Regions from separate parts of the Homo sapiens genome. Here region 1 is linked to region 2. A link is an interaction called in ENCODE POLR2A ChIA-PET data of the cell type or tissue named here. Cell type or tissue: HepG2. All regions are shown on one strand. Each heading gives the region's core, and the rest is flanking DNA. Links, peaks and the distances in the headings are about the cores only. Region 1 has its middle 64 kb from the start of LINC01503. Region 2 has its middle 64 kb from the start of LINC00963.

Region 1 (5,000 bases), core at 1-5,000, 150 kb after region 2:
GAGAGGCCCTTGGAGAGAGGGACAAGAGAGGGGTTGGAGGGGGCCCAGCCAGGGGCCAGCCCAGGTAGAAGAATCAGGAAAGCAGAGGCCTGAGGGAGAGAGGAGAGGGGAGGAGGAGGAAAGCTGAGTCCAGACTGCAACAGGGGGCCCAGAGAGTGGAGTGGACAGAGGGGTACCGAGGCTGGGGGTCTTGGATGGGACAAGGAGGACAGGCAGCACCTTCTCCACCAACCATCCCGAGTCAGCCCCACAGAAAAGCCCGGGGGGTCAGGAGTAGGTGAGGAAGCAAAGTGGGGGCTCCCTCAGTCCCGGCCCCATCCTGACCTGGGGAGAGGACAGGCATGAGACCAGCCCCAAAAGGAGATGGTAGAGTCCCCCGAGGTCGCAAGCTCCTCACACTTAGCCCCCAAACACCTCCTCTGCACCAGCTGGGGCTGTGTGACCTCGGGCGGAGGACACTGCCTCTCTGAGTCTCTGAGCCCCAAGAAGGTATTCAGCCTGGTGCTCGCATGAAGGCTCAGTGAGGTGAGACCTGGGTCCAGTTCAGGTGGGTCTGATGGCAGCGCCCGAGGTGCTGGGCACGTGCCTCCTTTATCACCAGGGAGAGTGAAATAGGGCCCAAGGTACATAGTTGCCATGACCTGAGCAGAGAGATGTGCAAGCTGTAAAGTGCTGAGGACAACAGGTTGCTTATTTTAAGTGATATTCTTAAAGGTAAATTCAGGTTGGTGCCAGATCGGGGAAGAGGGAGGGAGGTGCCTTGAGAAGAAATCTCTGAGAACCCAGGTTGTAGGGACAGAGACAGCCTGGGGAAGGAGAAGAGCTGTGCTGGCTCCTGCCCAGGCCACATGGGGGTCCCACCAGAGCCAGGCTGGACCCCAGAGAGTCCCAGAAAGGCATGGGCGTCAGGGTGGGCCCTGCAGAAGGCTCGCCTTGGAGACGTGGGCTCCAGGAAACCCCTCAGCCCCAGAATCCCCTCACAATGCCCCCCCCGATTCCCCCCCCCACCCTGTTGTCCAGGGGGAGGCTGCTGAGGGCAGAGAAAAATATGGGATGGGGGAGAGAAGCTGGGGTCCCCACATTCCAACTGTGGGGTTTTTTCCATTCCCTAAAGGCAAGGAGAACAGTGTCAGGAGAGGAGAGAAAAGGGGGAGGGAGAAAAGGAGGAGGTGGAAAAAGGAAGGCAGGGAAGGCGAGGAACAAATGCAGAAGGATTGGAGCCTTGAGAGAGGCTGCCCGAGGAAAGGGCTAAATGAGAAGAGAAGGGAGGGGAAGGCGGCGAGAGGCTGCAGAGCCCGGGTGCGGCGCGGGCAGGCGCTCCAGCAGCTCCGGGTCTTCCAGAGACAAAGGCCCGAGGCCGAGGAGGAGGAAGAGGAGGGGGAGCAGGCGAAGGAGGCAGCGGCAGGGAGGGGAGGCCGGGCAGCCTGGACGCAGAGCCCGGGCCCCAGACCCAGGCAGGCGAGAGACCTGCCCCAATCCAGCCAAGGCCCGAGCTGGGGAAGAGGGGAGTGCGCTCCAAACTTAAGAGGAAAAAGTCTGCCAGCTGCCCTTGGGGTTACCACGACAGATAAAACCTCATCCAGGCATCAGAGAGCACCCTGCACACGAATGCACAGCAGCGAGCTAAAAATACTGGCTTGAGAGGGAAGAGGGTGAAGGAGGGAGGAGGGGGAGGGAGGGGGCAGGAAAGAAGAGGAGGAGAGTAGGGAGGAGGGTGGGGAGGAGTGAGGAGGGTGGGGAGGAGTTGGGGAGCAGGGAGGAGGTGGGGAGGAGGGAGGAGGGAGGAGCGTGGGGAGGAGTTGAGGAGCAGGGCTGCAGGTTCAGGCTCAGGCAGCCTCAGTTTTCCAGAGCGCCCAGTTTTGCAGAGGTGCAGATGCAGAGAGATGACTGTTTTGGGAACTGCAAGCCTCTGCCCCCCACGGCCCCTCTCTTGGATGGGGGTGAGGTGGGGAGGAAAGAAATGGAGAGAGAAAAGGGGAGAGGCAGGGACCAAGAGAACCTCAGGAACAGGGAGAGCAGAGCTGTGAAGGGCAGGGCTGGGGAGGAGGTTGGGGAGATGAGGGAGGGAAGGTGGGAGGGAGAAGGGAGAGGGAGGGAGGGAGAGAAGGAGGGAAAGAGGGAGATAAGGAGGGGGAGGGAGAAGGGGGGAGGAGAAGGAAGAGGGCAGGACAGGGAGGAGGGAGGAAGAAGGGAGGGAGGGAGGGCAGGAGAAAGGGGGGCAGGGAGGGGTGAAGTGTCTCTGGGGCTCTGAGGCACAGACCACCAAGAGACTCAGCACCTACGCTGGTCTCCTCCCATCCCCGTGCCCCTCCCACCCCCTTGCCCCACTACTGGATCCTGGGGAGTGTGGCAGGGGCTGTCAGGGTTGAGCAGTGGGTTCCCCTTCCAGGCCCGCTCCAGACAGAGGCCCCCACCCTCCTTTTGTTGGGGTCACTGGAAGGGTGGGCCTAGGCTAGGGCCCGGCTCCTTGGAGAAGACCCACCAGTGACCTAGCAGGGCCCAGAGCAGGGGCTGGGCCCGGACATTCCAAGTCAATTCAGGACTCGAGCACCCCGGAGGAGAAGGGACCCGGATTGTCCCCTGGAGTCACCTGCATCTACTGGCCAGTCTCCGGTCTGCCTTGGATCCTGGGAGTAGAGGGACAGCATGGCAGGAAGTAGCCCATTCCACCTAGACAGGAAGAAACCCAGAGCCGCCTGAGGAGGAGAGAGAATGCCAGCAGGATCATCGTGGGGGCCGGGGCTCAGGGAGGCCTCTTGGAGGAGATGGTCTTAACACCTGAGAGCTGAGAAGAATTCAGCCTCACAAAACCCAGAGACACGGTCCCCAAGAGGGAGATGGGGCTTGGAGATGCGGTGGGGTGGCCAGGCCGGGAGTGGCCCGCAGGGTTGGAGCCCAGGCCTGAACCTGGCAGGTCACCGGGTAGTCTCCTGCTTGCTCCTGAGCTGGTGTCAGTGAGAGCTGGGTAGCGGGGCCACCGGGAGGCTGAGGGACCCAGGGCCCGGGAACGTGGGAAGCGAGAGCAGCCCCTCCTTCGTTCCTCGGCAGCCTGGGGCCTCACCCCTGCAAGGTCCGGGTGGCCACCGCTTGCAGGGCCGTCCCTCTGGGAGTGCGCAGGGGGGCCGGGGGACCCTGGGATGACCTTCACCCCTCCGAAGGCAAGGCCTCGTCACGTTCATGCTCCAGCCCTTTCCCATCTGGGCTCCTCCTGTGTGCTGGGAGCGCCATGGCCTTGTGAGAACAGGGCGGCATGGTGGACGGGCGAGTGTGGCACGGCGAGGTCCGAGCCCCTGGCTACTCTCCCCAACCCTGAGAACGCAGGCTGCCTCGTAAGCTCTGTGGGCCTCAGTCTCCTGGTCTCTAGAATGCAGCCACGGGCAGGCTACCCAGAAGTGAGACGCCTGCCAAAAAAAGCCCCGTGCCCGGCCCAGAGCCAACACTTGGTCCATTGGGCCCCAGCTCAAAACCCCCCGAGAGGCCTGCCCTGAGCACCGTCCCTGTCCCTGTGTGCCCCCTCAGTCACAATTCACCAGCACGCAGCCACCCACCGAGGCTGAGCCTCTTCAAATTTGCTTCAATGTATGCCACGCACTGACTCAGGTCTCTGGGCCTCAGTTTCCTCACCCGCAAACTAGGGGTGGCCTCTGGGGACTATTCTAAGGGGAGTGGGAAGCCACAGGCTTCTCCTGACGTCCGTGTGCTCCCTCGCGTCTCACGGTACCGCATCTCCTCCGCAGGGCCTGTCTGTCCTGTGTGACGCTATGTGCCACCCCACACGTCTTCAGCCCCGGAGAAAGATTCTGGTGGTGGAGGCTGTTGAGTAAATGTTCACTTGAGCTTCTCCCACTGCCTTGGAGCCCCTCTTCTGTTTATCTCCAAATTCTCTTTGCTGACAGAGTACACAGTTCAAAACCCCACACTGGGATGAGCTAGAGGACGCCCAGGTCCAGCCCAGCAGTGGCTTCCTGTCCCCTCCGCCTCTGTACCTCTGGGGTCTCCCTCTGCCACTGCTGTCTACCGGGACGCTCTTCCTGGGCCCCTGTGGGACAAGGACTGCCTGTGGCTGAGGTCCCCCTCCATGCAGAACATAGAGCACAGGTGTGTCCCAAAGAGGAACAGAGAGAAGGAGGGGGAGGGCCCAAGAGAGACTTGGAAATGAATGCCAGGAAGCTCAGGAAGCTCAGGCGCTGGACTTGCGTTCGGGACGCCTGGCCTTTCCTTGTGTATTTCTCCTGCTGTCTGCATAAACATTTAATGCAAGAAAGAAAACCAGCCCTGGTTCTTGGGGTGTTCCCACCCTCCTGGGTCCCCGCTGGCTGCCTGGCTTCCTCCTGCAACTCCTGCTGTGTGTGTGTGTGCACGTGTGTGTGTGTGTGCATGTGCATGTCTGTGGGGCATATGTGTGTGCGTGTTTGTAATTGAGGCTGCGGAGTGGAGGGACCAGGGGTTTCCTCTGGGGACCCTGAGAGAAGGAGGCATTTTCACCACAGCCGAACAGGGCGGGACCCCAGCACCCGGGACCCAGCGGGATTTTGCCAAGGTGACGGGGGCTGGCTGGGCCATGCGGCTGTTTGTTTGATTTCCCCTGACTTCCAAACTAGTTGAAATTACACACCAAGCATCGATTTAATTAAGTTTTCCGGTGTGTGGCATAATTAGTAAGACACACGACTGGAACTGGGTGGGCGGTCCCATCCCTGCTCTTGCCTGTTGGAATTCTCAGCCCTCGGGCCACAAAATATGGCAAGTTGTAACGTAGGGGAGGGAAGCGAGGGGCAAGCCAGCCGGAGCTGTCACCTCAGGATGCCAGGTGGGCAAGGGGTCCCCAGGCAGCTCTGCCTCACAGAGGACCAGAAGCTGAGCTCAGATGACCCTCGGGGAGCCTGCCACCTTCCCTGGGGCCTCAGAAGCAGACACGAGGCGTTCAAGAGGGGCCCTGCCCTGGCTATAGCATCAAAGGACTTCAGGACAGGATCACCTGGGGGCTGTTGGGCACAATC
Region 2 (16,028 bases), core at 6,217-11,216:
AGCGGCTCATGCCTGTAATCGCAGCACTTTGGGAGGCTAAGACAGTTGGATCACTTGAGGTCAGGAGTTCGAGACCCACCTGGCCAACATAGTGAAACCTGGTCTCCACTAAAAATACAAAAATTAGCTGGGCATGGTGGCACACGCCTGTAATCCCAGCTCCTGGGGGGGTGGGGGGGCAGGGCTGAGGCAGGAGAGTCGCTTGAACCCAGGAGACGACAGCTGCAGTGAGCTGAGATCACGCCACTGCACTCCAGCCTAGGCGACAGAGTGACTCTGTCTCAAAAAAAAAAAAAAAAAAGGAATTGCAAAAACCGCAATTACTTAATAGATCTGACCAAGACTCTCCCCAGGTTCAAACCCCGGCTTCAAACCTTTTGCTCCTTATAGTCTTTTTTTAAAACTCTTATCTGTGGCTCATTGTGTCTCAAGACAGCCAAGCAAACCGAACTGCTAGGAATTTTCCCAATGGAACATTCTCTCTGCAAGTCCTTTGCTCTTGCGGTTGCTCCTCCAGGAGCTCCTGCCTCCCTCTTCTCTTCCCTTCCTTGAGGCTCAGCATGGGAGAGGCCCTGCTGCAGGTGCCCTCTGACCTCTCAGGTAGGGGAGGGGGCCTCTGTCCTCTGCAAACCTGCGCTGAGTGCTCTGGATGGTTCCGTCCCTTGGATTGGGCCTCCCCAAGGGCAAGACCCTGCCTGGTTCACCCTGGCCGCTCATGCAGAGGCCTGCCTAACATAGCTGCTGAATGAATGAATGAATGAATTGAATTGAATAATGGACAAAGCCCAACAGGGAGGGTTAGCATAAAGGGGAGACAGGCCAGGACTGTGGGTCAGCAGACCCTATCCTCCTCCCAGTCCCCCCAGCTTGCTGTGGGCTTCTTTCTAGCTGGTTACGGCTCTGAAGTTCTGTTTTATGCATGACAAAGTGGTCTCCAAGGCATCTGGCTCCAACTGCCACATGCTCACCCATTTCCACAGCCACATGGAGGGAATCACAGTCATGCTGAGCCCATCCTCCTTGGGTGACTGATGGAGAAACTGAAACTCAGGGGTGGGGTGGCTGTGGGTAGGGGAAGAGCTGGACCTAGCGTCGCTCAGCGCTGGAAGCCCACGTGCAAGGAGTGTGGAGAGAAAGGAGTCCCTCATGCCCTGTGTGCTGGAGTGGTGGCCTCCTGGGCTGGCCGGGGCCCTCGGGAGTTGGGGTCAGGACTTCTCCTGTCTGGTCCTTCCCCAGGATTCAGAACCTACCAATAGGGAGGAAGAAGAGCAGGGTCGCTCTGAATGGGTCACATATCCAACTGGGGGAGGACATTGCAGCGGGCAGCTCAAGGTCATCCCGAGGTCAGACTCTGTCCAGCTTAATTATTCATTAACCAGGCGAGTCCAGGCATTGAGTTAATGACCAGCACCAGGCTGGGGCCAGTTCCTCCCCGGAGGGTGGGCGTGACCTGCAAGGTCGGGGCAGCCTGCACCTGAGTAGTTGGTGGAGCATTCCTCCCTCTGTCCCTCCCTCCCTCCCTCCCTCCCTCCCTTCCTTCCTTCCCTCACCCTGTGCCTGGCGATTAGCAGGGCCCTGGAGTCCAGATGGGCAGGGGAGGGGGGCGGGGCAATGGAGACAAGGACAGCTCAAAGTGGTCTGTGCATGGCAGGGATGGCACAGGAGTGCTAGGGAGCCCAGGGGAGACCCCCGGGCAGTGTGGGTGAAATCAGCACAGCTGGTGGAGGGGAGACGTCCCGAGGAGCCCCGCAGGGTCCGTGCAACTGGCCCATATCCCACTGGTTTGGTGCCGTCAGGGTCCTTGGCAGGCTCCCAGCCCACTCCAGCCTGGCTCACCTTTGGCGGCACCCCCTTTTCCTCAGGGCTGTTGCCATCGAGATGACTTCTATCCTTGCTTCCCTTTCGCCGGGGCTCCCTGGGGACTGCCTCCAGTGGCCTGGCCGCCAGGCCACCCCATCCGCTGCGCCTGGCTGTCCTGCAGGGTTTGTGGCCTGGTGGCTGAGGAGGGGACTGAGGGTCCCCGCAGTGGAGGCTGGAGCAGGATGGCCAGAGGACAGTCCCCAGGGGAGTGAGCAGCCAAGGGGAGGGTCCCAGGGGGCGTCGGGGAGAGGGAGGCTCCGAGGACCCGGGCTGGTGGTCTTGTCCTGGCACTGGGACGGGATAGCCTGGGCTTGGGGATCTTGTGTGCTGGGGCCCCGGTATGCACGTGGGAATGGTGGGGTGGGAGAGGAGAGTGAGGCAGAGTTGGATGGAGATGAGTTTTCAGGGTGTGCAGGGTAAGAAGGAGACAGACAGGGAAAAAGCTAGACTGAGCCCCAGCGGACAGGGGTGAGGCGGGGACCACCATGGTGGGGATGTGGGGACAGGGTGTCTCTTTGGAAGGTGTTACGACCCCCCTGACAGCCAGGTCCCCAGCATGGGGGGCCAATCTGGATCCTGACCGGGTGGGCCTAGCACTGGCGCCCCCACTCAAGTAGGAACCCTCGAGAAACCAAGGGGAGAGGGGAGTGGGAGGTGGGCTTCGGGCTTCTGGGCCTGGAGGATGGGTGGTGGGGGTGAGGGTGGAAGCCCTGACCCCAGCCTGGCTGGGGTTGCCCTGGCAGGGGCGGAAGCTGCCACCGCAGCCCTGGGCCAGCCCCACCTCTCCCAACAAAGGCCCAGCGAGGAGAGGGCGTGTTTGTTCAGGCTGGAGGCTGGTGGGGGGCAGGAAGCGGAGTTTCAAAGCGGTGTCACCCTTTGTTACCCCCTCTTCAGTTCCACCTCCCGCCCCAGGCTGCATTCCAGAACCGGAGGGGGTCCTGCCCTGGGAGAAATCCGCTTAGCCAGAGGCTCGGGTTACATACAGCCCAGCTGCGGGCGAGGCCCAGGCCTTCCCAGACTGACACTGAGGGCTGCCCGGACTTTCCCAACTGCTAGACCTGCTCCTGGACCACCCTGTCCCCACCCTGGGACCCCCTTCTGGACCTTGGGCCTTAGGAGGGAGGAGGAAGGAGCCGGGAGGAGAAGAGAAGGGGGAAGGCCCCAGCCCCATCCTCTGTAGATGATGGGGGATGGGGTTTGGGTTGTTTTTCTGGAAGGGAGCGGGGACTGTTGTTTTCTGCCCCGAAGCTGACCTCGGAACAAAGCTTGCCAGGAGATTCCTGGTTTGAAGGAGGTGGGCTGTGGGGAGGGGGATTCTTTCTTTCCTTGTAGGCCACATAGTATCTTCTCTTATTTTTAGTACTTTTTCTTTTTAGTACTTTCTTGATGTATATTTTACGTTTGGTAAAATGCCCTGATCTTCAACGTATAACCCACAATTTCTTACATGTTTGTTGGCAAGACAGCCGATGGCTTCCATCCCTCCAGAGGGAACCGCCAGCCTGACCTCCATCACCACCGACAGTTTTGCCTTTTCACCCAACTGAAATCAGAGCACGCACTCTGCCTCTCCTGGTTTCTGCCCAGCGTACTATTTGGGACCTGTCCCTGTCCAGGCCTGTCTCCGTAGCCCTCCCCTGCCATTGTTCAGTAGTATTTCCCTGTCTGTTCATCCCCTTGCTAATGGCCAGGCCTATTGTTGCTGGTCCTGGGCAATGATATGTGAAGCGCTGTGGGTCACCTGTCTTTGAGGAGAGGCAGGGACTGATGTGACTTTTTATTCCCCAGTACCCCACCAGGAGCAGGCATTGACACAGGGCCCTGGCACATGCTGTTCTCTCAGCCAGGAGCCACTCCGCCCCCTGTCCTTGGAGTGACTGGCTCCTTCTCAGCTTTCAGGTCTCAGCCTAACCGTCACCTTCTCAGAGACACCGTCCCTGACCACTTGGTCTCACAGCATCTCCCATCCCTTCACCCCAGATCTTGTTCTTTGGTTCAGTTATCATGGTGGGATCCCGATCCCACCATGGATCCCGATCCAGACCCCAAGAGAGGGTTCTTGGATCTTGGGCAAAAGGCCGAGGCGGGTGGATCACCTGAGGTCAGGAGTTCGAGACCAGCCTGGTAAAACCCTGTCTCTACTAAAAATACAAAAAATTAGCCAGGTGTGGTGGCCAGTGCCTGTAGTCCCAGCTACTCGGGAGACTGAGGCAGGAGAATCACATGAACCTGGGAGGCGGAGGTTGCAGTGAGCCGAGATCTCCCCACTGTACTCCAACCTGGCGACAGAGTGAGACTCCATCAAATAAAAAAGGGTGGTTACTCCATAGACATAGCAGCCAGGGCTGCTTGTTGCCCACTTTAATGGTTATTTCTTGATGATATGCTAAACAAGGGCCTTCCCAGCCTGAGACGGAGGGCCGCCCGGACTTTCCCAACTGCTGGCCCTGCTCCCGGCAGTTCATGCCTCCCCTTTTTAGGTTATATAGGGCAACTTCCTGGCGTTGCCATGGCATCTGTGAACTGTCGTGGCGCTGGTGGGAGTGTAGCAGTGAGGACGACCAGAGGTTACTCTCATCACTATCTTAGTTTTGTTGGGTTTTAACCAGCTTCTTTATAGCAACCTGTTTTATCAGCAAGGTCTTTATGACCTGTGCCTTGTGCCGACCTCCAGTCTCATCCTGTGCGACTTAGAATGCCTTAACCATCTGGGAACGCAGCCCGGTAGGTTTCAGCCTGATTTTACCCAGCCCCATTCAAGATGGAGTTGCTCTGGTTCACATGCCTCTGACAGTGGGGCCTTTATTGCTATTTGCTGCCATCTTATCCCTGTGCTATTTCTTTTCTGTGGTCCCCACCAGAGATTTTGCATCCCAGTGCCCAGCACAGGACTTGGCACGGGATGATTAATCTGTGGGTTCATCTGTAGGCATTGGGTGGTGCAGACTATGCTGGGCTGAGAAATGCCTGGCCCTGTGCTTGCTGGATGCGGCAGAGACCAGGAAGAGGTGGACACAGCCCCTCACACTCTAAGCCTGGTTGAGGGGGGGCTCAGGCTCCAAGCCCCTGTCCCTGTCCCTGCAGTGAATGGTCTTTTGCAAACAAGAACCAAACATCCTCCTTTTTTTTTTTGAGATGAGGTCTTGCTCTATTGCCCAGGCTGGAGTGCAGTGGTGCAATCATAGCTCACTGCAGCCTCGACTTCCCAGGCTCAAGGGATTCTCTCACCTGAGCCTCCTCAGTAGCTGGGACTATAGGCATGTGCCACCACGCCTGGCCAATTTATGTATTTTTTGTACAGATAGGGTTTTGCCATACTGCCTAGGTAGTCTTGAACTACTGGACTCAAGTGATCATCCCACCTCAGCCTCCCAGGCATGAACCACCTCGCTGGCCTGCCCTTCTGTTTTATCAGTGTGTAGCGGCACTGGATTGGGGGATGAGCCAGCTCTAGGTGCCGGCCTTGTTTAGGCTCAGCCAATTCCTTGGCAGTTGATTGGTTCAGGAGCTCTGGTCTAAGCCAATCAGCACACAGCAGCATCTCCTGGGGATCTAGGTTGGTCCAGGCTGGACCCAGGAGGCCCTCTCTCCCTCCTGCTGGGCTCAAGGAAGGAAGCAGGTGGCCTCCGCTGCTCCCTGAGGAATAAGCTCCCACTGAAGAAGGGACTCCAGAGGACTGCCCACCTCTGGGCTTCCTGTTGTGTTGTGCCATGTGATATCCTTATTGCTTAAGCTAGCCGGGGTCAGATTTCCTGTTACTTACAGCCAAAAGCATCCCCTCTGAGGCAGCGTGCGGAAAAGGAAGCCATGCCATCCAAGCAGACTCCCCTGTGTGGCCCTCAGGCCTCGAAGACCTGGTCCCACCTTCTCTTTCCTTTTTTTCTTTTCTCTTTACTTTTTTTTGAGACGGGGTCTCGCTCTGTCACCCAGGTTGGAGTGCAGTGGTTCGATTTCAGCTCACTGCAACCTCCATCTCCCTGGTTCAAGCGATTCTCCTGCCTCAGCCTCCCGAGTAGCTGGGATTACAGGCGTGCACCACCATGTCCGGCAAATTTTTTGTATTTTTAGTAGAAACGGGGTTTCACTGTGTTGGCCAGGCTGGTCTCAAACTCCTGGCCTCAAGTGATCCACCCGCCTCGGCCTCCCAAAGTGCTGGGATTACAGGTGTGAGCCACCCGCCTGGCCCTCACTGCTAATTTACCACCAGCTGTGAGATTCTCCATTCTCTCAGCTCAGCGTTTCTTGCCTCCTGTCTCTTGCACCTCAGCGGGGGAGCACAGTGGGGTCTGAGTCAGCTCCTGCTAAGGAAAGGACTAAGTGAGCAGAATCTCCTCCTTGTACCTGATGGGCAAAGGTGCAGATGGCACCTGCTAGAGCTGCGTCCTTAAGAGACACACAGGGATCAAGTGCTTGGGGAAGAGCATTAAAGGGGGTATGGGGCCATGCTGCCAGACACCCTTTAGCAAAAGTTTGAGGCAATAGCAAAACCCCGTCTCTACAAAAAATACAACCAGCTGGGCATGGTGGTATGCGTCTGTAGTCCCAGCTCCTCAGGAGGCTGAGGAGGGAGGATTGCTTGAGCCCAGGAAGTCGAGGCTGCAGTGAGCCATGATTGCACCATGGCACTGCAGCCTGGGTGACAGAGCTAGACCCAGAAGGCAACCCCTCTTGCCCTTTCCGTTGATGCCCTGCAGCAACAAAAAACCCTGTCTCATTTTTGCCAGGTTAAAAACCACTTCTGTAACAACACTTGATTTAATCGGATGACAGTTATGATCAGATTACATCAAGCACTTTCTGGGTGTGCATCGTCTGTTAAGCTCTCTATGTCCTTGACTTTGCTGGACTGTGACCTTGTGAGAGGCATGCCGTATGTTATTCTTAGGATAAGGATATGCTTATTGCTTAAGCTAGCCGGGGTGATGACACAGAAGGGAAACTGAGGCCCAGGGAGGGTAGGTGAATCACCCAACATCACCCTGCTTGGGAGAGGCAGGGACAGGATTAGAACTCAGGCCTCCTGATCCAGACTTGAGCACGTTCTCCTGCACACTGCCACACACTGCTGCCTGCAGAGGGCCTGCTGGCCAGTTCTTAGGATCAAAGTCGGGGAAAGGGGGCAGAGAAAAGGGGAGGGGAGCTCTGGGTTCCAGGGGTTGCTCCATCTGGTCCCAGAGGGGTGACTCCATCCAAGAAGGAGTTTCACTTTTTTGAGCTTCAATTTCCTAATCTGTAAAACAGGCACAGTACTGGTATCCACCTGACAAGATTTTTGTGAAAATGACAAGGGCATTTTCATAGGCTGTTCCTCTGCCTCTGAAGTTCTTCCTGGCTTTTGGAGAGACCAGCTCATTCTCACCCTCAGGTCTCAGCTCCAGTGCCCCCTGCCCACCTGCTATGGGTTGAATGTTTGTGTTCCTCCAAAATTCACGTTGAAACTTAATCCCCAATGCACTAGAGGTAGGGCCTTCAGGAGATGATTAGGTGGTGAGGGCTCTGCCCTCACAAAGGAAATTAATCCCTTTAAAAAAGGGCTTGAGGGCCAGGCGTGGTGGCTCATGCCTATAATTCCAGCACTTTGGGAGGCCAAGGCAGGAGGATCACTTGAGGTCAGGAGTTTGAGACCAGCTTGGCCAACATGGTACAACCCCACCTCTACTAAAAATACAAAAATTAGCTGGGCATGGTGGTAGGCGCCAGTAATCCCAGCTACTTGGGAGGCTGAGGCACGAGGATAGCTTGAACCTGGGAGGCAGAGGTAGCAGTGAGCCGTGATTGCCACTGCACTCCAGCCTGGGCAACAGAGGCTCTGTCTCACAAAAAAAAAAAAAAAAAAAAAAAAAAAAGGAAAAAGAAAGAAAGGGCCTGAAGCAGTCTGCTTGGACCTTTTTGCCCTTCCTCCATGTGAGGACACAGCTAAACAGCTAAAAGGTACCATCTTGGAAGCAGAGAACAAGTCCTTAACCAGACACTAAATCTGTTGGTGCCTTGACTTTGGAATTCCCAGCCGCCAGAACTGTGAGAAATAAATTTCTATTGTTTATAAATGACCCAGTCTAAGGCATTTTGTTATAGCCCAAGACACCACCCCTATCCAAAGCAGCCGCCCCGTCCTCCCTTGCTGGCTGGTTGCTGTCCATCTCATTACCTCGCTGATTTCATTTCTGGTCCTTATGACAGGCTGCGCTTCGTTCTGAATTCATTTGTTGTCTCTTCTACCAGTCTGTGAGCTCCATGAGGGCAAGGGCCTGTCTGCCTCCCCACTGCATAGCCCCAGCATCTGGCACAGTGCCTGGCAAGGGGAGGGGCTCTGTAGAAAACTTGCTCAAGTGGTGAATAAAGGCACAAAAAATGCTTACTGCAGTGCTTGCTGCATAGAAAGTGCTCAATACATGCTAGCTGTTGTTCTTAACGATAAAACAAACACAGACTCAAAATTGGAGCCTGTCTCCATATAACAGACCTTTGGGCCACTCTGGGCTCTACCTACTCCAGGCTGGAGTGCAGTGGCTCGATCTCAGCTCACTGAGAGCAGAGGGTGGGGTAGAGTTGGGGACCTCCACCCCCCCGGCCCAAGTATGTTTTGAGTCCTATTTACCATAGCTGTGGGAACAGAGTGGGCAAGGGCTGCACTCCTAAGGTAAGTTCTGGAAGTGGGGAGGCTGGGGGCAGGCCAGGTAGGTGCCAGTGCCCCTGTGAAGTCCTCAGAGACACCCCACACCTCAGCCCTGGGTGAAGCCCACCTGTCATTCCTTTTCATGCCTCTCCCCAGTTCCTTCCCAGCCCCAGAGCACCTGTCATGACCCCTTTGTCTCCTGTGAGGTCCTTGTCTAGAGTTCCTAGCTGCAGCCCTAGGGCTTAGAATGCACTTGGAGCATAGTAGGTCTTCAATAAATAAGTGCTGCATAGATTAGTAAGGTGCATGGGAGGCATCACTGGGGCTGTGGTGTTCTGTTTGTTTGTTTGTTTGAAACACAGTCTTGCTCTGTCGTCCAGGCTGGAATGCAGTGGCTTGATCTCAGCTCACTGTAACCTTCTCCCAGGTTCAAGGGATTCTCCTGCCTCAGCCTACCAAGTAGCTGGGATTACAGGCATGCACCACCACGTGCAGCTAATTTTTGTATTTTTAGTAGAGACGGAGTTTCACCATGTTGGCTAGGCTGGTCTTGAACTCCTGACCTCAAGTGATCCGCCTGCCTTGGCCTCCCAAAGTGCTGGGATTAGAGTTGTGAGCCACGCACAGCACCTGGCCTGTTTTCATTTTTTTAGACACAGTTTCCCCCTGACGCCCAGGCTGGAGTGCAGTGGTGAGATCTCAGCTCACTGCAACCTCGGTCTCCCAGGCTGCAGTGATTCTTATGCCTCAGCCTCCCGGAGTAGCTGGCATTACAGGTGCGCATCACTACATCCAGCTAATTTTTGTATTTTAGTAGAGACGGCGTTTTGCCATGTTGGCCAGGCTTGTCTTGAACTCCTGACCTCAAGTGATCTGCCTGCCTCGGCCTCCCAAAGTGCTGGGATTACAGGCGTGAGCCACCGCGCCCGACCTGGGACTGCTTTTTTTTTTAACCTTTCTTAACCACTGGTGTCTTTGAGAAACCGATGAAATGTTTGGATTCTCTCCAGACAAATGCACCCCAAATGTGACACAGAATTTCAGGGACACCCCCCACCCAAGGTCATCCACAAAGCCCAGCTTAAGATCTGTTTGTCTGAGGGAGAGGGGGCTCCTGAGATCCTGGGGAGACGGTGGGGAAGGTGTTACCAAGGGGGACATGGGGACCCCAACCACCCCACAGCGGGCTGGCGAAGAGTGGGGTGGATGAACCCCTTTTCTTGTACTCTCTGCTCCAGAAGGAAAGGGGGCGAGTAGGAGGTGATCGGGGAGGAGCGGGAACACAGGAGGGAAAGAATCCGAGGCAGCGGAAGAGACCGGAATCGGAGGGTAGGGGCGCGGTGGAGAGGCTCAGCCCCGCGGAGGGAATCGGAGCAAGCGCAGCGGCGCCAGTGGGGAGAGGGCCGGGCCAGGGCCGCCCAGGAGGGCCGAGCGCCGCCAGTGCCGAGATGCCCGGGCCGCCGTCCAGCTCCGATCGCCTGCCGCGTTCCTGGCAACCGCGCGCGGCTTCCCGGCGGAGGCGGGGCCCGCGGAGAGGTTACATCTGCACCAAGTGCCTGGGCGCAGCCGGCCCGGAGGGCAGTGATGTGGGGTTCGGGTGGGGGAAGATAGGGGGCCCTGGAGGGGGCGCGAGGGCGGCCGGCGAGCCGGGCGGGGAGAGGGAGGAAAGGCTGCGGCGGCGGCGCGGTCCGGGCCCCGGAAACATTCCTCCGAGGGGCGCCCCCGCCCGAGCTTCTGGGGTCCGCGCGTCCCGGCCGGGGCTCTCTTGGGGGTCGCCTCGCCCGCTTTCCGCCCCAGAAGGCCAGTGAACCGTTCCCCCACGGCCTCCCCAAATCCCAGAGTCCGGCCGCTCCCGCTGGCCGTCCCCTCTCCCCCGAGAACGAGCCCGCCTGGAGCGGTCGCGTGGGCTCTGACACGGGCAGGAGGGCTGCCACTTGCGCCCACCCCCTCCTTCCCTCGCGGTCCGCCGGGTCCGCCCAGCTCTCGTGGGATTGGGCTGGTGTCTTCTGCACCCAATCAGGTGGTGTGGGCACCGCACTGCGTCACTCCCCTGCTCCCGGACCATCTGCGGCTCCCTATTACCACCTCTACATTCTGGTTTACAGCCTTGAGTAGGGCCCAGCACCGCGGGTAGGCTCGGGTGTCCCACTCTCCAGCACCGGGGGTCCTCCTCTCTGGTTGGGCTGTGGGTTGAGGGGCTCTGGACCAGACACCGGCCTACCCCGTGAGCCTCCTCCTATTTTTCTTTCTCTTTCTCTCTCTCCTCTCCCTCTGTTCCTGTGTGTCTGACAGCCTCTCTGTCACGCACACACATTGTATTGCTTCTGTCAGTAGACTGAATGCATTCGGTGCCACCTAGATACCAGCCAGGTCCTGGGCCTTGCACTGGGCCCTGGACGGCACCTGGGCTGAGCCGGAAACAGCCCCTGCCCTCTGAGAACTCAGGCCCTGGCAGGCAGAGTGGAGGCTGCCCAGGGAGGAGGGTAAAAGCTGAACTCTGGAGTCCAGTCAGTAGCTTTGGGTTTAAATTCCGCCCTTCCACTTCCTGGCTGGGTGTGTCCTTGGGCAAATTATACTTGGAACCTCAGCTGGCCCAGCTGTCAAATGGGAATAGAATTGTCAGTCGGCGCCACCTCATGGGGCTAGGTTGGGAGGGTTTAAGGAGATAACACCAGTAGCTCTTGGCATACACGGTCCCTTTTAGTAAGCTTCCAGCATGGAAGGAAGTACGAGGACAGAGACTGGACAAGAACCGAGGGTCCATTTGGAGTCCTTAGAATCGATGCCTTTGAGCAGACAGACTCCCCAGCAGCCCTGCAGGCATCATCAGAGAATAACCGAGTTTTCTAACCCCCTCATGTCAGACCACTATCATTCAAGCACAACCATGGGTGTGAGCCCCAGTTGGGAAAGTTTACTATTAAGGCTCTAAAAGAAGCCTGCAAATACTGGAGCCCAGTGCATAAATAGAGAGGGAGCCTCAGCTGAGACGCCTGAGCTAAGTGTCCAGGAGGCAGGGGGATTTGGGCCAGGGCTGGTGGGTGTATCATGGCACTCCAGGAACAAACAGGGAGCCAAAGGCAAAGGTCCAAAGCATGACTTCCACAAGGACACACACACACTCAGACCAACCAGGGTCAAGGCTCCAGTTCTTGTTTCACGGGTCCTGGTGGAGCCTGGCCGCTTGCCTCTGGACACAGCAGCCCGGGAAGTCACCACCTTCCGGCGGGCTGGGACAGGGTTTCCTCTGAGCCCAGCAAAGCAGCAGGCAGGACGTGCTGCTGCCTTCTGGGAGAGTTGGCCTTGCAGAGCCTGGGAAGGGGCAGACGAGGGAAGGAGGCCTGTCACATAGGGTTCTTCCAGAGATGGGTCGGGCCCTTGCAGATCTTAGAGCCTCCGTGAGATCCTGGGCTTCTCAGAGAAAGGTTTGTAGCAAGTGGGGAGGGGACAGGGCAGCCAGGAACAGCCTGTGCTCACTGCTGCATGTACATCACTCCTTGGGACCTCAAGATCTGGTTCTGGCTCTGTCCCTGAGCCAGTGGCCCTCTCCAGGCCGTGAGCCCTGGAAACTTCAGCCAATCACAAAGTGACAGTTGGCACTGAGTTGGCACTTAGGACATGCCATGAGCTTAAAGGTATTGTCTCCCAGCAATCCTAGGGAGTTGGTACTCATTACATTCCTTTCTATGGATGAGGAGACTGAAAGGCAGGGCCTGAGCTGCTGACACGCAGTCAGTCACCGGTGAAGCTGGAACTCAAAGCCAGCCTTGCCAGACACCCAGGTCTGAGCTCTTAACTGTGAGCTGCGAACCCCCTCCAAGGTGGACCCAAGAGACGTGCAGCAAGGAGTGGGCAGTGGTGAGAAGCTCCCCCACCCCCCTGCTGCCAGGCTTCCTCCAGTAATGTGCCCATTTTACAGATGAGCTACCAGGATTTCGCTTTGGTGACTTGCCCAAGGCTGCACTGCTCAAGAATGGAGTCCATAAAAAAATAAAATCTGAGCAGATTGGAGCTGCAAGGGGGCTCAGAGCTCTTCTAATCAAAGCTTATTTTCCAGTCAGGGAAACTGGTCCAAAAAAGGCCAGGCCTCCCGGGACCGACTGGAGCTCTTTCTCCATCATCTTGGGCCACACAACCCTCCCCAGTGGATCCATAGCCCGCTAACTAGTGAGTCCCATTGAGTGGAAATGGAAGGTGGATTAGGGAGAACAGCTCAATAAAAGAGTCCAAGTTTTGGCCGGGCGCGGTAGCTCACACCTGTAATCCCAGCACTTTGGGAGGCCGAGGCAGGCGGATCACCTGAGGTTAGGAGTTCGAGGAGTTCGAGACCAGCCTGGCCAACGTGATGAAACCCCATCTCTACTAAAAATACACACAAAAATATTAACCAGGCGCAGTGGTGTGCACCTGTAGTCTCAGCTGCTTGGGAGGCTGAGGCAGGAGAATCGCTTGAACCCGGGAGGTAGAGGTTGCAGTGAGCCAAGATTGTGCCATTGTAATGGCAGCAAGAATGAAACTCTATCTCAAAAAAAGAGTCCAAGATTCACCCAGGGGCGGATGAAAGAACTCCCTGAGCCCTGGTGGAATTCCCCAGCGTGGGAGAGGGAGAGTGCAGCCCATGGGGGCAGGTCACAGCCCACACTCTTCCTTCAGGATCTTCTCAGCTCCCAGAGCTACCTTGCCTTTCCTGGCCCTGTGGAGGGGAGAATGAGGGCAGAGCAGGGAAAGTGGAGGGGTCCTGGGGCCCTCTGGGGAGAGGGAGCTTCTGTTGCTGTCCCAGCTCATGGGGTGTCCCTTGATAACCAGGAGAGAAGACTTTTCCTTCGCCCCCTTTCCTTCCTTCTCTCCATTCCTCTCCTGCTCCAACAACCAGAAGTGTGAGGCGGAAGCCCTGAAGTTTCTTGGTTTTGCATCTGCAGAATAGGGGTGCTGCCCTCCACATCCTTCAGTCTAGGGTGCTAGGAGCCCAGCAGTCTGTGATCCTGCTATGGAGAGGCTGGGAGCCCAGCGCTCTGATAAGTTGAGGCTAACATTTCATGTATTCATCCTTCTGAGAGATGAGGCCCCTTATTGGTGCCAGGCCAGCCCTACACTAGGGGCTGGGGTGCAGCCATGAATGAAGGAGACCCACACCTGCCCCCGTGGAGTCCCAGGTGAGAAGGTCTAGTTCTCAGCCTGAGAGTCAAATGTTGTGAGTCTACAAGAGCCTTATTCCCACCACATGGCTCTGTCAGACCCGTGATGTTTCTGGAAGCAGGAAGGAGGAAAGAAGGAGTGGAGAAAGGTGGGGTCACACAAGGGCACTAATTTTAATGTTCACTTTCAGTGAATGTAATCTTCTGGGATCTAGCACACCTACAATTTTGAGTGCCTTAAAATGCCACTGCTAATAGACTCATAGCACTTGTGTCTTTCAGGGGACCGTTCTCTGAAGCATCACAAATGCTCTGTGAACATTCATTAATTAGGACCCAATTAAATAGTTATCATTGGCTGAAAATATATTTATTGCAACGCGTTTGACCAGCTACTGGTTTCCCGGCTGGGCCTCCACATGTGTAGTTGTGCTTGAATGATGGTGGCCTGACAGGAGGGGTTAGAACATCGGGTTATCCTCTGACAATGCCTGCAGGGCTGCTGGGGAGTCTGTCCGCTCAAGGGCATTGATTCTAAGGACTTTCAATGGACCCTCAGTTCTTACCCAGTCTCTGTCTTGGTGCCTTCTTCCATGCTGGGAGCTTACTACAAGGGACTGTGTATGCCAGAGTCTTCCAGAAGAAAAATTCAAGGTTGAGCAATAACCTGGTTGCTCACGCCTGAAGTCCTTCCCTTTCCTTTTTTTTTTTTTTGAGATGGAGTCTCGCTCTCTCACCCAGGCTGGAGTGCAGTGGCACAATCTCGGCTCACTGCAACCTCTGCCTCCCAGGTTCAAGCGATTCTCCTGCCTCAGTCTCCCGAATAGCTGGAACTACGGGCACACACCACCACACCCAGCTAAATTTTGTATTTTTAGTAGAGACGGGGTTTCACCATATTGGTCAGGCTGGTCTTGAACTCCTGACCTCAAGTGAGCCACCCGCCTCAGCCTCCCAAAGTGCTGGGATTACAGGCGTGAGCCACCATGCCCAGCCCTGAAGTCCCTTTTAACTCTGTCATTCGGTAGCCCCCGAAGTCTCTTACCCAGTGGTCTAGAGCTCCTCCCGTTCTCTGCCTTCTACTAGAGGAAATTTCCCTCTAGAGGAAGTGCTGCTTGGCCAGGCTCTGTGTTGGCATTGGGGTGGAGGATGAAGGAGATACGTCATATACTGAACTCTTAAGGCCCAGCCCTGTGTCAGACCGGGGCTGAACACCTTGCACTGAATCCGCTTAAGAGCTCTGAGAAGTAGAGAATGGGTTCCAGTACAACAGGGAGGCAAACTTGAGTTACCTGAAATTCCTCACCAAGATTTCCCCAGGGGACTGGGGAGGATGGGGGCTGCGTGGCTGGCATGGAGATCTAGGATTCTCTGGCCCTCCAAGAGCAGAACAGCAGGTGGGACCAGAAGCCCCCCACCCAAGACTGGGCTGATGTGGCACAAAGGAAGGAAGCACGTAGGATCAGCTGCTAGGGAGGTGTTTCAGAAGCAGACAGAGAAGGAAAGCTTGTTTTTAGCAGTGGCCACCAATGTGGAATTTTGAAGGTATTTGTGTAAAGGGGAACCCTGGGACCATGTGAGACACTGTGCCACTCCATCATTTTTTGAAAATGACTGGGACATTTAGTACCCTGCTTGTATTCAGGTTACATACGATGACAGACACCAAGCCGAATGTGCCTAAGGAAAAGGAGAACTTAGGAGTCCACGTGAAACAAAACAGGGATAAGGACAGGAATGGAGCAGCCCTGAGTAAGGATGAGATCATGAGACTCAAATACTTCCAGACCCCTAGCTGTTCCTGTCTTCCTTCTGCCTCTGAGAAACATCTCGGTCTCATTTCTGTCCACCGCATATGGGGTTTCTCTGGGGAGGTGGAGAGTAGGAGGGGTGATTTTTTATTTTTTTAAGTTTTATTTATTTATTTTTGAGACGGTGTCTCTGTTGCTCAGGCTGGAGTGCAGTGGCATGATCTCGGCTCACTGCAACCTCTGCCTCCCAGGTTCAAGCAATTCTCCTGCCTCAGCCTCCCGAGTAGCTGGGATTACAGGTGCGTGCCACCACACCTGGCTCATTTTTTTTTGGTTTTTTTGTTTTTTTTTTGAGATGGAGTCTTGCTCTGTTGCCCAGGCTGGAGTGCAGTGGTACCATCTCAGCTCACTGCAATCTCTGCCTCCCGGGTTCAAGCGATTCTCCTGCCTCAGCCTCCTGAGTAGCTGGGATTACAGGTGCGCACCACCACGCCTGGCTAATTTTTGTATTTTTAGTAGAGACAGTGTTTCATCCTGTTGGTCAGGCTGGTCTTGAACTCCTGACCTTGTGATCTGCCCACCTTGGCCTCCCAAAGTGCTGGGATTACAGGCATGAGCCATCGCGCCCGGCCAAAGCGTGATTTTTTAAAATGCTGATTTCTTTTC

Evidence for each region. ChIA-PET counts read pairs that join two places held together with the same protein. Peaks named below come from ENCODE experiments on the same cell type or tissue, not always from the same donor. Only the 100,000 strongest peaks of a DNase experiment are listed, where the experiment ranks them.
Region 1: POLR2A ChIA-PET joins it to region 2 with 8 read pairs; 2 of 35 experiments call an interaction of 5 or more read pairs at or near these places.

The regions. Positions count from the first base shown.
Region 1 is chr9:129,398,899-129,403,898 of GRCh38, reverse strand. No RefSeq gene overlaps it. Among named protein-coding and RNA genes, the nearest start is that of LINC01503, 64 kb to the right of the region's middle. RefSeq lists an enhancer at 3,907-4,851. In HepG2, for the core only: no CTCF peak of the experiment used is centred there; no DNase peak of the experiment used is centred there; H3K27me3 peaks cover 3,478 bases.
Region 2 is chr9:129,544,312-129,560,339 of GRCh38, reverse strand. No RefSeq gene overlaps it. Among named protein-coding and RNA genes, the nearest start is that of LINC00963, 64 kb to the right of the region's middle. RefSeq lists a cis regulatory region at 1,364-1,377 and enhancers at 1,298-1,442, 1,455-2,100, 2,749-3,394, 3,395-4,042, 4,690-5,337 and 1 more. In HepG2, for the core only: CTCF peaks have their summits at 6,938 and 11,114; DNase peaks (open chromatin) are centred at 8,199 and 11,059.